Linked DNA regions of Homo sapiens: region 2 is linked to region 1. A link is an interaction called in ENCODE POLR2A ChIA-PET data of the cell type or tissue named here. Cell type or tissue: HepG2. All regions are shown on one strand. Each heading gives the region's core, and the rest is flanking DNA. Links, peaks and the distances in the headings are about the cores only. Region 1 holds the start of RNU4-2 (RNA, U4 small nuclear 2). Region 2 holds the start of DYNLL1 (dynein light chain LC8-type 1).

Evidence for each region. Peaks named below come from ENCODE experiments on the same cell type or tissue, not always from the same donor. Only the 100,000 strongest peaks of a DNase experiment are listed, where the experiment ranks them.
Region 2: POLR2A ChIA-PET joins it to region 1 with 12 read pairs; 16 of 35 experiments call an interaction of 5 or more read pairs at or near these places.

Annotation. Positions count from the first base shown.
Region 1 is chr12:120,287,710-120,296,040 of GRCh38, reverse strand. RNU4-2 (RNA, U4 small nuclear 2) reads left to right here and starts at 4,138; the gene lies at 4,138-4,282. It overlaps RNU4-1 (RNA, U4 small nuclear 1), which reads left to right and starts at 2,804; the gene lies at 2,804-2,948. It also overlaps a transcript of SIRT4 not described here. RefSeq lists silencers at 2,814-2,923, 4,104-4,303, 5,041-5,335 and enhancers at 2,160-3,151, 4,144-5,135, 5,136-6,128. In HepG2, for the core only: a CTCF peak has its summit at 2,913; DNase peaks (open chromatin) are centred at 2,950, 3,890, 4,320 and 5,260; H3K4me3 peaks cover 2,727 bases.
Region 2 is chr12:120,492,269-120,500,599 of GRCh38, reverse strand. It overlaps DYNLL1 (dynein light chain LC8-type 1), which reads right to left and starts at 4,487. Exons shown (of 3, transcript NM_003746.3): 1 at 4,384-4,487; 2 at 4,047-4,184; 3 at 2,107-2,527. The coding sequence starts at 4,178. The coding sequence ends at 2,390. It overlaps NRAV (negative regulator of antiviral response), which reads left to right and starts at 4,654. Exons shown (of 2, transcript NR_038854.1): 1 at 4,654-4,777. RefSeq lists silencers at 4,084-4,603, 4,894-4,943 and an enhancer at 4,163-4,829. In HepG2, for the core only: a CTCF peak has its summit at 3,797 (motif pointing right); a DNase peak (open chromatin) is centred at 4,629; H3K4me3 peaks cover 3,136 bases.

The DNA of each region.
Region 1 (8,331 bases), core at 148-8,147:
ATCTCAGCTCATGGCAACCTCTACCTCCCAGGTTCAAGCGATCCTCCTGCCTCAGCCCCCCTAGTAGCTGGGATTACAGGCAAGCGCCACCACGCCCCGTTAATTTTTGTATTTTGTATTTTTGTAATTTTGTATTTTTGTATTTTGTATTTACAGGGATGTCGCCATGTTACCAGGCTGATCTTGAACTCCTGACCTCAGGTGATCCACCTGCCTTGGCCTCCCAAAGCGTTGGGATTACACGCTCGAGCCACCACACCTAGACCAGATGTAGGTTTCTAATAGCTTTCTACATCCTGAAGGAAAACAGGCAGTGAGGGTGAAAGTTGCTTCAAATTTTAGAAACTGTGAACATTCTGTGGAAATAAATCCTTATTATTTGAGCCTCTTTTTGAATTAAGGTGTCCAAACCCTTTTGAATTAACATATGATCCAGCAATTTTACTTCTAGGTATGTACACCAAAGAATAGAAAACAGGGGCCAGGCGCGGTGGCTCACACCTGTAATCCCAGCACTTTGGGAGGCCGAGGCAGGCAGATCACTTGAGGTCAGGAGTTCAAGACCAGCCTGACCAACATGGAGAAACCCCGTCTCTACTAAAAAAAAAAAAAAAAAAAAAATTATCTATATATATATTTATACATATATATATATAAAATTAGCCAGGCATGGTGGCGCATACCTGTCATCCCAGCTACTTGGGAGGCTGAGGCAGGAGAATCACCTGAACCCAGGAGGCAGAGGTTGTGGTGAGCTGAGATTGCGCCTTTGCAGTCCAGACTGCGCAACAAGAGCGAAACTCAGTCTCAAAAAAAAAAAAAAGGAAAACAGAAACTTAAGCTGATATTTGCACACCAATAGCAGCATTATTCCCATAGACAAAAGGTGGAAACCAGCAATGACCATCTAAAAATAAATGGATAGGCCGGGCGCCGTGGCTCAGCACTTTGGGAGGCTGAGGCAGGAGGATCACTTGAGGTCAGGAGCTTGAGACCAGCCTGGCCAACATGGTGAAACCCTGTCTCTACTAAAAATACAAAAATTAGCCAGGATTGGTGGCACGCACCTGTAATCCCAGTTAGTTACTCGGGAGGCTGAGACAGGAGAACTGCTTGAACCCCAGAGGCGGAGGTTGCATGGGCTGAGATTGAGTCTATGTACTCCAGCTTGGGCAACAGAGCGAGACTCCCCCTCAAAAAAAAAAAAAAAAAGGATAAACAGTTGGTCCGGGCGGCAGCTCATGCCTATAGTCCCAGCACTTTGGGAGGCCAAGATGGGAGGATCACTTGGGCCCAGGAGTTCGAGACCAGCCTGGGCAACATGGTGAGATCCTGTCTGTACGAAAAATACAGAAAGTATCCAGCTGAAGTGGGAGGAGGATCACTTGAGGCCTGGAAGCAGAGGTTGAAGTGAGCTGAGATCGCGCCACTGCATTCCAGCCTGGGCGACAGAGCCAAAAGCTGTCTCAAAAAAGAATGAATGGGACCGGGCGCGGTGGCTCACGGCTGTAATCCCAGCACTTTGGGAAACCAAGGCGGGTGGATCACCTGAGGCCAGGAGTTCAAGACCAGCCTGACCAACATGGTGAAACCCCGTGTCTACTAAAAATAATCCCAGCTCCTCGGGAGGCTGAGGCAGGAGAATCGCTTGAACCTGGGAGGCGGAGGTTGATCTCGCCATTGCGCTCCAGCCTGGGCAACAAAAGCAAAACTTCGTCTCAAAAAAAAAAATAGACAAGAATAAATGGGCTGGGTGAAGTGGCTCACACCTGTAATTCCAGCACTTTGGGAGGCCGAGGCAGGCAGATCACGTGAGGTCAGGAGTTTGAGACCAGCCTGGCCAACATGGTGAAATCCTGTCTCTACTAAAAATACAAAGAGTGGTGGCATGCATCTGTAATCCCAGCTACTTGAGAGATGGAGGCAGGAGAATCGCTTGAATCCGGGAGGCAGTGGTTGCAATGAGCCGAGATCATGCCACTGCACTCCAGCCTGGGCAACAAGAGCAAAAACTCCATCTCAAAAAAAAAAAAAGATAACATCTCATACAGTGAAATATTATTCAGCCATAAAATTAATGAATTCCTGATATATACTACAACATGGATGAACCTTAAAAACATTATTCTGAATGAAATAAGACTGACCTCAAGGACAAATATTGTATGATTCCATTTATATATATATAAAGTACTCACAAAGTCATAGAGATAGAAAGTAGAAAAGAGGTTGCCACGGGGGCTGGAGGAGAAGGGAACAGGGAGTAAGGGTTTAATGGGTACAGAGTCTCAGTTTCCACCCTTGGGCATGAAAGATAAAGTTCTGGAGGTAAGTAGTGATGATGGTTACACAACAATGTGAACATATTCTATGCCAGTGAATTTACACTTAAGGTTAAAATGGTAAATTTTATGTATACTTTGGCATAATTTAAAAAAAAGTTTGAAAAAGAAAAAAGACAAAACAATAATCGTCTTTGGAGAAGTCTGTTACACTGAATCTGGAGCCAAGTGAACAGAACCCTGATTTTGATCCCTTTTCTCTCAAAAGCCCTTCGCAGTCTCTGAATTAAGTCTATTAGCATGTTCCTCCCATAGTGCTTTGCTTCATATCAACAAAAACCTAGCTAAGTGAAATCAGCAACGATATGCAGAAACCACCTACGCAGGTCACAAACATCTTTCTATGATTGTATAATTTTCAAGCAAGCAATAAGTGAAGATTTTTCCATAGGCCCTAAACTCACCTTTGCGAAATAGGAAGCTGGTTTATTGGGAGTGATGAGCAGGGGGCGTAACAAATTAGCTTTGCGCAGTGGCAGTATCGTAGCCAATGAGGTCTATCCGAGGCGCGATTATTGCTAATTGAAAACTTTTCCCAATACCCCGCCGTGACGACTTGCAATATAGTCGGCACTGGCAATTTTTGACAGTCTCTACGGAGACTGAATTTTCTTGCAGTTGAACAACAGAGGCTTTTTTTGTGTGTGTGGGGGTGCTTGGTTTTGGGAGGTTGAAGAGTACTTGTTCGCAAACTCTCTAAATGAGAGATGGGGAAGTGTCTTACCAGCTGATTCGCGAGAGCACCTGCAAGTTTACCTGTTTTAGTGATTTGCGTTTATGAAAGTTGGAGTTGCTGATTTTGTGATCTCTACTTTTAAGGTAAAAGCAGGGCGGTGTTGACTTTTCTTGCCAGTTGGCTGTCCTGTTTTCTTTCTCGCACTGTTTTCTTTTTGAGACGAAGTCTGTCGCTCAGGCTGGAGTGCACTGGCGTGATCTCGGCTCGCTGCAAACTTTGCCGAACCCCTGTTTAGCGATTTCCGTTTGTGAAAGTTGGAGTTGCTGATTTTGTGATCTCTACTTTTAAGGTAAATGCAGGGCGGTGTTGACTTTTCTTGCCAGCTGGCTGTCCTGTTTTCTTTCTCTCGCACTGTTGTTTTCTTTTTGAGACGAAGTCTGTCGCTCAGGCTGGAGTGCACTGGCGCGATCTCGGCTCGCTGCAAACTGCCGCCCGGGTTCAAGCGATTCTCGTGCCTCAGCCTCCCGACTAGCTGGGATTACAGGCGCCTGCCCACCGCACCCCGCTGATTTTTTTGTATTTTTAGTAGCGACCCCGTTTCACCATCTTGTCCAGGCTGGTCTTGAACTCCTGACCTCGTGATCCACCCGCCTCGGCCTCCCAGAGTGCTGGGATTACAGGCGTGAGCCACCGCGCCCAGCCGTGTTCTCCATTCAGATTTTGTCACAGTGACGTCCTAAAATTATTCCCAACTCCCCCCACCCTGCTGTTTCCGCACCCTCGAGCACAGCTAGTCGTCCGTCTGCGCCCTCCAGGCTCGCTTTCCCACTGCTCACTCTCCTCGCTCAAAATTCAAGTCTCAACCGAGTCATCTCTGTGACGTCACGTTGATTTGCATAAGATTCCCCAGCGTCCCAAGCGAATATTCTTATGGTTTTCAAAACCTGAATGTTTGACACGGGATGTTCCAACAACAAGAAACCTCCTATGCAGATGGGCCTTAAATACGGCTGGTGGAGTGGGAACACGTCGTATACACGGACACACGGGCAGGCACTCACCCTCAATGTAATGGTAGTCATCATCCGTGGGGGAGCGGGGCGCGAACAGAACCTTTCCAGCTTTGCGCAGTGGCAGTATCGTAGCCAATGAGGTTTATCCGAGGCGCGATTATTGCTAATTGAAAACTTTTCCCAATACCCCGCCATGACGACTTGAAATATAGTCGGCATTGGCAATTTTTGACAGTCTCTACGGAGACTGAATTTTTAAAAGTCTAAAGAAAAGGGTTTTAGGAAGTTGTATTATAGCAGGTTGTGTCTTATGTTTGGTTTGATAAGTTATGAGCTGTTCCTATGATAGTTTTTTGGTTGTTGTTCAGGAGTATTCCGTGATTGAATGTCCGGGGTTCTGTGCGGGTACTGTGAGTTGTTTTCCAAAATGTATGACACTATGTTGGGAACTGGGTTCTAACTAAGACAGTTATCGTTAATCTTTTTTATCCAAATGCAGCCAGCGAGTGAGCTACTCCACTTCCTTTGTCACTGAAGGTCACAGATTCCCTTAAAGGGAAGGGGAACTCTAAAACTAACACATTAATACATCCAAAGTCTTCCTTTTTTTTTTTTTTTTTTTTTTTGAGACGGAGTTTTCGCTGTTTCCCAGGCTGGGGTACAGTGGCGCGATCTCGGCTGACTGCAACCTCCACATTCCGGGTTCAAGCGATTCTCTGTCTCAGCCTCCGGAGTAGCTGGGATTACGGGAGCCCAACATCACGCCCGGCTCATTTTTGTATTTTTAGTGGAGACGGGGTTTCGCCTTCTTGGCCAGGCTGGTTTCAAACTCCTGACCTCAGGTGATCCGCCTACCTCGGCCTTCCGAAGTGCTGGGATTACAGGTGTGAACCACCGCGTTTTCTTCCTTTTAAAGCGACCAAGAGGGAAAAAGGCACAGAAGATTGCTCAGGTCCTACTGTGGAGTCCTCGGCAGAGCTGGGGCTTATCAGGTTCTCTTGCCCCTAGTGTGGTACTTGTTCCCACTACACCAGCCTCTTCCAGTCTTACCTTTTTACGAAGACCTGGGCTGTCCATGGACAGAGGTCCTCAGGAGTCACAACTCTGGGCATGGCGGATCCAGCTGGACCTGCTTAGGACACCGCCCATAAAAGACTCCTCCAGCCTGTAGCAAAAAGAGGTGGCAAAAAGGGTGGCAACAGTACCTACAAGGTCAAAGACGGTGCTGGGAAAAACAGCTCCAGTGGCAAATTAAACTCAGTCCCCAGTTCAAGGACCTCACAGACTGGAGACGTGGAGGCGAAGGTAGCAGTGAGCTGAAATTGCGCCACTGCACTCCAGCCTGGGTGACAGTGAGACTCTGTCTCAAAAAAAAAGAAAAAAGAAAGAAGAAGAAGCCGGGAGCGGTGGCCCACGCCTGTCATCCCAGCACTTTGGGAGGCCAGGGCGGGCAGATCACGAGGTCAGGAGTTCAAGACCAGCCTGGCCAACATGGTGAAACCCTATCTCTACTAAAAATACAAAAAAAAAAAAAAAAAAAAAAAATTAGCCAGCCATGGTCGTGGGCGCCTGTAATCCCAGCTACTCGGGAGGCTGAGGCAGGGGAGTCGCTTGAACCCGGGAGGCGGAGATTGCAGTGAGCCAAGACCGCGCCATTGCCCTCCAGCCTGGGCGACAGAGTGAGACTCCGTCTCAAAAAGAAAAAAAAAAAAGTTATCCAAAACTTAGAAATAACGTGAAAAGAAGAGTGCATGTCCTTTCAAAATCAAACTACAACAATTTCTTAAATTTTGGCGTGCATAAAAATAACCTTGAGAATTTGTTAAGACACAGATCGAATCCCCATTCCTAGAGATTCCAATTCAGGAGGCCTGGGATGGAGACTAAGATTCTGCATTTCTAAAAGTTCGCAGGTGCTGGTCCAGGGTCCACAGCTTGAACAGCAGGGGAAGAAATGTAGCATTGTATAATTAGCATCATCACACGCTAGAAGAAAACTCGACTTACTGTTTATTGCAGATTTTTTATTAGAGATGGGTTCTTGGCCGGACCTGGTGGCTCACGCCTGTAATCCCAGCACTTTGGGAGGCCAAGGCAGGAGGATCTCTTGAGTCCAAGAGTTCAAGACCAGCTTGGGCAACATCATGAGACACTTGTCTCTACCAAAAAATATGAGAATGTTTTTGTTGTTGTTCTTTTTGTTTTTGTTTTTTGGAGAGAGCAGGGTCTCACCCCGTCACCCCAGCTGGAGTGCAGTCATGCAATATCAGCTCACTGCAATCTCCACTTCCCAGGCTCAAGTGATCCTCTCACCTCAGCCTCCTGAGTAGATGGAACTATAGGCACGTGCCACCACACTCAGCTAATTTTATTTTATTTTTTGTAGGGGTGGAGGTTTTGCATATTGCTCAAGCTAGTCTCAAACTCCTGGGCTCAAGCCACCCACCTGCCTTGGCCTCCCAATGTGCTGAGATTACAGGCATGAGCCATCGTGCCTGGAAAAATTAAAAAATTAGTGTTTGCCTGTAATCCTAGCTACTCAGGAGGCTGAGGCAGGAGGGTTGCTTGAGCCTAGGAGGTCGAGGCTGCAGTGAACCGTGATATCGCCACCGCACTCCAGCCCAGGTGACAGAGTGAGACCCTATCTCAAAATCCCCCACAAGGAAAATCCAAACAAAAAAATTGAGGTAAAATTTACATAACATAAAATTAACCATATTAAAGTGGATCCATTTTTTTGTTATTATTCTGCAAGCAAGGAGGGGAGAGAGGGCTTCATGTGATTTTTACGTATCATTGTTTTCTGTTTCAAATCTAAATTCTTTTTTCTGAATACAAAAATTACTGCATGTTTGTATATAAAATTCAAATATACACATGAAACAGTGACAAAGGCTCTCACAATAATCTCACCTTGACTCCAAGGAGATAGTCACAGGTACGTGAGATTATTCCTCCAAAATGTTCTACTTATAGGTCAACATAATTATTAACAAAAATTGGATTATACTTGGCCGGGCGCAGTGGCTCACACCTGTAATCCCAGCACTTTGGGAGGCCGAGGCAGGTGGATCATGAGGTCAGGAGATCGAGACCATCCTGGCTAACACGGTGAAACCCTGTCTCTACTAAAAATACAAAAAAAATTAGCCAGGCGTGGTGGCGGGCGCCTGTAGTCCCAGCTACTTGGGAGGCTGAGGGAGGAGAATGGCATGAACCTGGGTGGCGGAGCTTGCAGTGAGACAAGATCGTGCCACTGTACTCCAGCCTGGGCGACAGAGCGAGACTCCATCTCAAAAAAAAAAAAAAAAATTGGATTATACTCTACATATAGTTCTATTACTTCCTTTTTCTTTCTGCTGTACAATACATTGTGGACACATTTTCCATGCCAGCACCTAATTCCCCTTTTCCCATATGGATGTGACCTACCAAGGTTAACCAATCCCCCATTATTGGACACGTGAGTTGTTTCCAGTTTTTCCCATAAGCAATGCTATAATGAATACGCTTGATGCTACGTCATCTTTCCTTACTCTTGGGGTATTTCTGGGGAGAAATCTCTTTCTTTCTTTCTTTCTTTTTTTTTGAGACGAAGTTTTGCTCTTGTTGCTCAGGCTGGAGTACAGCGGCATGATCTCGGCTGATGGCAACCTCCGCCACCCGGGTTCAAGCGATTCTCCTGCCTCAGCCTCCCGAATAGCTGGGACTACAGGCACCTGCCACCACGCCTGACTAATTTTGTATCTTTAGTAGAGACAGGGTTTCACCATATTGGTCAGGCTGGTCTCGATCTCCTCGCCTCAGGTAATCTGGGCGTGGGGAAAATTTCTATAGGTAGAATTGCCTCCTCAAAGGCCATGCTTATTTTGCGTTTTAAGGGATATCCCTATACTGGCACCCCTAAGACTATACCAATGTATTTGCCCAACAAATCACATATGAGGACAGCTGGAGAAGGTTTGACATATACATATTTTTTTTTTTTTGAGACGGAGTCTTGCTCTGTTGCCCAGGCTGGAGTGTAATGGTGCGATCTCAGCTCACTGCAACCTCTGCCTCCTGGGTTCAAGCGATTCTCCTGCCTCAGCCTCCTGAATAGCTGGGATTACAGGCATGTGCCACCACGCCCAGCTAATTTTTGTATTTTTAGTAGAGATGGAGTTTTGCCACATTTGCCAGGCTGGTCTTGAACTCCTGACCTCGTGATCCACTAGCCTCGGCCTCCCAAAATGCTGGGATTGCAGGCGTGAGCCACCGCGCCTGGCCTGATACATACATTTGTAAGTGTTCTGCAGCT
Region 2 (8,331 bases), core at 161-8,160, 200 kb before region 1:
AAACTAAAGCTTTGGAGGCCAAATTCCCTGTGGGCTTCAAATAGAAATATAGCCAGGTCACTAAAGAGGGAAAAGGGATAGAAAAAATATGAGTTAGGCCAGGTTCGGTGGCTCACACCTGTAATCCCAGCACTTTGGGAGGCCGAGGTGGGCAGATCACGAGGTCAGGAGATCGAGACCATCCTGGCTAACATGGTGAAACCGTCTCTACTAAAAGTACAAAAAAAATTAGCCTTGCGTGGTGGTGGGTGCCTGTAGTCCCAGCTACTCGGGAGGCTGAGGAAGGAGAATGGTGTGAACCTGGGAGGCGGAGCTTTCAGTGAGCCGAGATCGCGCCACTGTACTCCAGCCTGGGCGACAGTGAGACTCCGTCTCAAAAAAAAAAAAAAAAGAAAAAATATGAATTAAACCGGGTGTGGTGGCTCGTACCTGTAATCCCAACACCTTGGGAGGATTGCTTGAGCCCAGGAATTCAAGACCAGCCTGGGCAACACAGGGAGACTCCAGCTCTACAAAAAATTCAAAAGTTAGCTAGGCATGGTGGCATGTACTTATGGTCCCAGTTACTTTGGAGGCTGAGGTGGCAGGATCACTTGGGCCCAGGAGGTTGAAGTTGCAGTGGGCTATGATCACACCACTGCACTCCAGCCTGGGCAATAGGAGTCTCAAAAAAAATGAAAGTTAGAAAAAAGGAACATTTTCGGTCTGTTTATATAAATACAAACATAAAATTACCCCAGTTGCAGTCTCCTGTTTATTCCACAGTACCTCATCCTTTTTTGCAGACAGCAGGGAAAAAACTGGCACAATAGTCAAAATTGCCAGGTTTGGTGGCTCACGCCTGTAATCCCAGCACTTTGGGAGGCAGAAGTGGGCAGATTACCTGAGGTCAGGAGTTCGAGACTAGCCTGACCAATATGGTGAAACCCCATCTCTACTAAGAATACAAAATTAGCCGGGCATGGTGGCACATGCCTGTAATCCCAGCTACTTGGGAAGCTGAGGCAGGAGACTTGCTTGAACCCAGGAGGCAGAGGTTGCAGTGAGCTGAGATCACGCCATTGCACTCCAGCTTGGGCAACAAGAGCGAAACTCTGTCTTAAAAAAGTCAAAATCTTGCACCTCTACCCTGAAACCCTTCCAATCCTAAAGTAGCACAACTTTGCTAGGATTCTTAAAACCACACATTCTGAAGAAAAATAAACTTCCAAATATGTTACTGACCTAATTCTACTCTTACAATGGGAGTTATCACCCATCAATTCCAATCTATCGCCCTCTTCTGTGTAGCAGTCACCTAGCTGCTTAGAAATCCCAATGGCATCTTAGAGATCCATGGGAAAACATAGGCTAACTACAAGTCAGGACCCTTCTTGCAGTTTCCCAAGATGGGTGTGGGTTGTTCCAGCCTGTCTTATTTCCTTTCCACCTACAAGTCTGCCATATTTGCTTTTCTACGACTGCAGTCCTCTTAAAATTGATAGCAGGAAACCTCTGATAGCTACTTGTCCCCAGCTTTAATTGGGTCTTTTCAGGAAAAGGTATCAATTCACACTTGTTCCTGACCACAGCAAAGCACAGCACAGCAGGCTGATAAAGTCTTTGCAGGAATTTACATTATTAGAAGAGCATGAAAACTGCTGCTCAGAAACATTTACTTTCCCCTAAGGCCACCTTCTTTCTAGGCAGGGGAGGGGGCTAGACAAGGGTCCTGGAATCCATTTCATTATCCCAACTTTGTTTTGAGCTTATTTCCATTTTATAGCCATAGAAAGCTTCAAGTACTACTACATACACATCCATCACCACAACCTGAGGCCAAAGGCCCAGAACATTCTATAGCAATGTCTTAACAAATATCCTTAAACATTGATTTTTTTCAGATTAGGACTAAAGATTTAATTTAAATGTTTCTTTATCATGCACTGCATTTCTCAACATGCACAACAGTTGCAGGATGGGTGAGAGAATGTGACTAAAGAGTACTGAAATACCCCACAGAAACTTAACTTCTGTAAGGATGGACTCATCCCCACCAACCTGGGCATCTGATCAAGTGACCGTCTTCAACGCTGTTATTTGAACAAATTGTAATTCACACACATACACATCTGCATCAGATTTATTTTTTAAAGGAATGGATTTTGAGAGAAAACAACGTGGGCAGAAGTATGGAATAGAAAATAAATACAAATGTAGGCTATTCTGCTAATTGTTTTATAACCACGACAAACTAGTACAGAGAATGCCCTGTACAAAACACAACAAAGGTTCAAACATCGAGATGTTCCCTTAGCAAGGCTGAAAATTTCAGTCTCTGGTATTTGGAATTTAGGCTGCAGTCCTTGTTTTTGGATGGATCACTGGGTGTGTGGCACAGTCCATGCTTTTAACCAGATTTGAACAGAAGAATGGCCACTTGGCCCAGGTAGAAGTAGATGAAGTGTTTGGTTTCATGTGTCACATAACTACCGAAGTTCCTCCCCACGATGCAATGCCAGGTGGGATTGTACTTCTTGTCAAATTCCTGGAAAAGACAAAAGAAAAGAACTAGGATTTTAATTACCAGAGGTCAGTGTTTGCCTCTTGGATAAGCCAGAGCCTGTAGGGGCAGAAAGGAGGAACGTCAGCATCTGCAAATTCTTAGAATGAAAGAATGTTCCCCAGCTCCAAGCCGCCTACATAGTACATTAATACAAACATACTTGCAGTCTGAGCGAAGATGGGAATGGAGGCTGAGGAGGTCAAAGGACGAAAGGTCAGCCCTAAAGACAGGGTGTTTTGTTATTATGGTAATTACACCTTCATACCTTCTATAATATTCATTGACAGACGGTGACATCAACAGGTGTAGTTTATCATGTTCTGTGTAGAGAACTAAACTACCCTACTGTATTTGCCATGCCCCCAATTCCAAGAAAACGGCAAAAAATTAGCCCATCCCATTCCTCATCACAAAGATCTTAACTGCACCCCTGCAACACAAGACTTTTCCAATAGGACAAAACTTCAAACAGCATTGTATACCAAATGATTGCGGATCAAAATTAAATTTACAGGAACACAATACTGAAGCACTCCACTGTTGCTGTAAAAACTGCTGGAAACAGAATCTGTCAACTGGCCAAATTTTATCCTTAATTATTATCCAAACAGCCGTCCTCTTCACATCTATCCGGATGATGCTAATCTACTACCCTGTCCACTAGGTTAGCAAGTTGTAGGAACAACTCTTCACCATTTCTCCCACCCTAAGAGGTACTGGGGAGTAGAATGCCTGTGGGGGGCATTGGGTGGCAACGGTTATCTTTCTCTGCAAAATTCTTACAAGTGTTTGTGGAGCGTCACACAAGATTTAGCTACTCTAACTGCACGCAGTGCGAAAACCTTTTAAAGCTATGAAGGGGAGTAACGCTCTTGCAAGCTAGAGGCACGCACTGCTGCGTTTGTCAAAAAAGGCATTTATTTCTGTTCCATCTGAAGTCTTTCATCTTCCCATTCTCGACTGGAACCCTCCCACGGCTTAGGCTGCCAGCTTTCTTCCCTTCCAGCAAACACTGCTCGAGAAGTTGGCAGTCCTGCCGGCTTTCTAGACTGCCATTTACCAAGCCCCTACCCCAGCCCCCAGCCCCGCCACCACCCACCACCTTCCCTCAACTCCCCACTGGAAGGCTGGCAAGATCTCCTCCCGGCCCGGCTGGAAACACCCACGCAGCTCCCCCCTCCGGAACACCCAGATGGATCCTCGGCGCAGGAACCACACAGAAGGGGGAACCGCTGCTCCCTGATCTTAGATACCGTTGCTAGGTGGCGCTTTCCCCCCGCGGAGCTGGGTAATTAAAAAAAAAAAAAAAAAAACTTCGGACGCCGGGGGTCTGGTCTTCTCCACAGGAGCGCAAAATGCATCTGCGTCCTTTCTGGAAGCTTCTACGCCCCAAGCCGCCAGCAGTATTCCCGGGACCTGTCAGGCGCCCTTAGGAAAGCAGGATCGGGGGGAAGGAACCCCCTGCTCCCGGCTGCGTATCGGCCCCCGCGCCCATCCTCACCTTCTTGATATGAGCCGCAATGTCCTTCTCTATGTTGTATTTCTCCAGCGCCTGAGTAGCGCACTCCACCGAGTCCTGTTGCATCTCTTCCGACATGTCCGCATTTTTGATCACGGCCTTTCGGTCGCACATGGTTACCTAGTGGGCAAGGCCTGGGGTAAGGGGTTGAGTTGGGCCGCGCCCCCCAGGCACTAACTGCCCCCACCCCGGCCGGCGCCACCACGGGACGACGCCCCCCACCCCACTTCTCAGGAAGCGCGGGCTACGCGGAGGGCTAAGTCCGGAGTGGGGCGAAATAAGGCAGCGAGGACACCCCCTGGCCCCCCGAGTTTCTCACCGTGGAGAAGGGGGCTGGCCGACTGCAACGGTCTCCTGGGGGAGGTGCTAGCACAGCTCAGGCCCGGCTAGAGATACCGTCGCTACCGAAACCGTGGCGCATCTAAGCAGCCCCACGCCAGCCGCCGCCGCCTAGTGCTCAGGCCCCGCCCTGCTCCCGCCGGCCCCGCCCCTCGCCGCGCGACCCTATTGGCTTGACGCAGCCCACGGCATTCTTCCATTGGTCCATTGACTCCATGGTTCCCTCAGGATCTTTCTCCTGCATTTTGTTGCAGACCACAATGCACCGCTCACGGCGTCGGTTGCCCGGGCAATGGGCCGCACGCTACGAGGCCCACACACCCAGAAGGTGGAGCCCCGGCCGGGTTACGAGGACCACCCAGCTGTCTGGAGAGGTAGGAAGGGAGCTTCTGCCGGGGCCAAGGGAAGTGATTCCAAATTCACGGAGGTTGTCCCAGGGTGTGTTCTCGAACAACAGTCTCTAGAAGTTGGTGGCCATTCCTGCCCCCACCCCCCCGCCCCCCCACCACGACAGGTCGCATGATCTCGCACCCCAGGTTAGCAGGATTACGACAGAGGTGGCCTCTCCCTTTACTGAAAGGGTATCTCTGAAGCAGGGCCGGCTTCGTGGGTAAACCAGCAGTGCAGTCTCACAGGAGGGACCCTTACGTTTTCATTTTGCACTGGGCCCCATTTGTAGTCGGTTCTGCTCTGAAATATTTAGGGGAGGGCATCCTCAGGATTGAGGGAGGGCTTCAAGGAGGGAGGGTGTTTCCTTACGAATTAAGGGATTATCCCCAAGAGTGGGGTCTCTGCCAAGCAATGCGGACATCCTTTAAGGGGTTGGGGATGGGGATCCGGGTGGATTTGGGAGTGTTGAGCCCCGGGGTTTTTGTCCAGGGTGAAGCTTCTTGCTCAGGTGAGGCAGTCTTTCCTGTGTGGGAGAGATTCTTGGTTGGGATTTATCTCTGAGGAGGAGGTATTCTAATGGACGAAAAAGCGGCCGTTAGAGAGATGACGTCCCCTCTGGCTTAGGGAGGAGACACGAAGTGGTTAAAAAAGCAAGATCTTGGGGGAGTTGAGGGACAAGTCAGATCTGGATTTAAATCCCAGCACTGTCATTTACTAGCTATTTGAATGTCTTCTTTAAGTAAAGGAGGACTAAATGTAAAAGGAAACCAGTTCATACGCTTGTTAGCAGTATTAAACATTTGAAGTTCTCTCAGCACAATGTGAGGCACATAGTAAATGATCAATGAATCTTATCAATAATTGTCAGTTTATACAACTATCCCAAAGGCCACAGCAAGGTTTTGAACAACCAGCTCTGAAATGCCTATAATGTATTTTTCGAACCTCCATAAATAAGTTATCAGGTTAATCATGTATCTGGAAGCTTCCTATTTACATTTCTACATTTTCCTCTGACCATCTACTCTCATTACTCCTTAAAACAATTTGTGGCTGGGCATGATGGCTCACACCTGTAATCCCAGCACTTTGAGAAGCCGAGTCAAGGGGATCGCTTGAGCTCAGTAGTTGGAGACCAGCCTGGGCAATATGGCCAAACCCCATCTCAAAAAATAAAAATAAAACAATTTGAGCAGAGGCACACAACTCCAGAAAGAAAAAGATGGGAATAGGCCGGGTGCGGTGGCTCATGCCTATAATCCCAGCACTTTGGGAGGCCGAGGCGGGTGGATGACCTGAGGTAAGGAGTTTGAGACCAGCCTGATCAACATGGAGAAACCCCATCTCTACTAAAAATACAAAATTAGCTGGGCATGGTGGCACGTGCCTGTAATCCCACCTACTCAGGAGGCTGAGGCAGGAGAATCACTTGAACCCGGGACACAGAGTCTGTAGTGAGCCGAGATCGCGCCATTGCACTCCAGCCTGGGCAACTCCGTCTCAAAAAAAAAAAAAAGGAAAAAAATGGCAATAATTAGAACCTTTTCAGGTTCAACATATGCATATCAATTAAATCAACAGCTTTTTCCAGTTCCATGTTTCTAATGATGAGATTCAGGGTTTGAGGAGTTATAATATTACTATAGTACCTCTCTTGAGGAAGAAATAGGTTGACAACAAGTGAGGACCCTGGAAATGCAAATGACACTAAAGTAAAGCCACGGTGACTCCACTAAGTAGAAACCCCAGGGAAATTTCCTAAATCATCCTCATGATTTTTTTCCATATCTACACTACACTACCCCTGTTATTATTTATTTAATTTTTACTATAATAATACTATCATCATAATATAGTAATGTAATTGTTCATTAATAATACCTTATATGGCCGGGTGTGGTGGCTCACGCCTGTAATCCCAGCACTTTGGGAGGCCGAGGCAGGCGGATCACGAGGTCAGGAGATCAAGACCATCCTGGCTAACATGGTGAAACCCCATCTTTACTAAAAATACAAAAAAAAAAAAAATTAGCCGGGCGTGGTGGTGAGCGCCTGTAGTCCCAGCTAGTTGGGAGGCTGAGGCAGGAGAACGGCGTGAACCCCAGAGGCTGAGCTTGCAGTGAGCCGAGATCGCACCACTGCACTCCAGCCTGGGAGACAGAGCGAGACTCTCTCAAAAAAAATAAATAAATAAAAAATAAAAAATAATACTGTATATAATATTCTATATAATAATTTTATTTGAACTCCCTTTATTTTTTAAATAAGTATACTTTTTATTTTATTTTATTTTTTTGAGATGGAGTCTCACTCTGTCGCCCAGACTGGAGTGCAGTGGCGCGATCTGGGTTCAAGTGATTCTTCTGCCTTGGCCTCCTGAGTAGCTGGGATACAGGTGCACACCACCATGCCCGGCTAATTTTTCTATTTTTGTAGAGACAGGGTCTTGCCATGTTGGCCAGGCTGGTCTTGAACTCCTGAGCTCAAGTGATCCGCCTGCCTTGGCCTCCCTAAGTTTTGGGATTACAGGCGTGAGCCATCGCACCCGGCCTAATAAGTATGCTTTTAAAAGACAAATTTATATCATTACCATAAATGGAAAGCCAGTCTCATTGGCCATAAATAGAAGGTAACTATAAAATATAAATATTAGAATATAAAACATTTGTTTTTGCATTGTTAAACTGATCTCAGACACTATGAGTGATATGTGTCCTGCACTTGGAAAATGCTACCCTCGAGGAGGGTTCTTAAATGGGGTCCACGACCGGATTGCAAAGGTTTTCCAAGCCCTCTGGAATTATGCACAAAAATGTATGTAGTGCTTACAGGCATTTTTCCAAAGAGAGGATCCTTAGCTTCCATCAGATTCATAAAGGGATTCAGAACCTAAGGAGGATTAAAAAAAAAAACTCTTCTACAATAACCCAGACTCCTAGAATAAATGTGAGATTCCTTCACCAGGTCCCCCTGAAGTGGCCCATATGGGGTTCTGTAGCATCACACATTTTGGCAACTTACTATATCTACTCCTGCCTGATAAACTTGCTTAAAAATCCTTCTAAGCCTGAAAACCTGCATTTTTCATTCTTGCCACAGGAAATTATAACTAGGGGTTAATGTTTCTGAGAGCACGGGCTTTGGAATCAACCTAAGCTATGAGCTCCTTCAAGTTAGTTAACCTCTCCAAGGCACAGGTTCCTGATTGTTATTTTTTATTTTTATTTATTTATTTTTTTTGAGACGGACTCTTGCTCTGTCACCCAGGCTGGAGTGCAGTAGTGCGATCTCAGCTCACTGCAACTTCACCCTCCTGGGTTCAAGCGATTCTCCTGCCTCAGCCTCCCGAGTAGCTGGGATTACAGGCGTTTGCCACTACACCTGGCTAATCTTTGTATTTTAGTAGAGACAGGGTTTCACCATGTTGGCCAGGCTGGTCTCGAACTCCAGACTTCAGGTGATCCACCCACCTCGTAGGTTCCTGATTTTTAAATGGAGATCACATCTTCGTTATAGGTTGGTGGCAGGGATTATATTA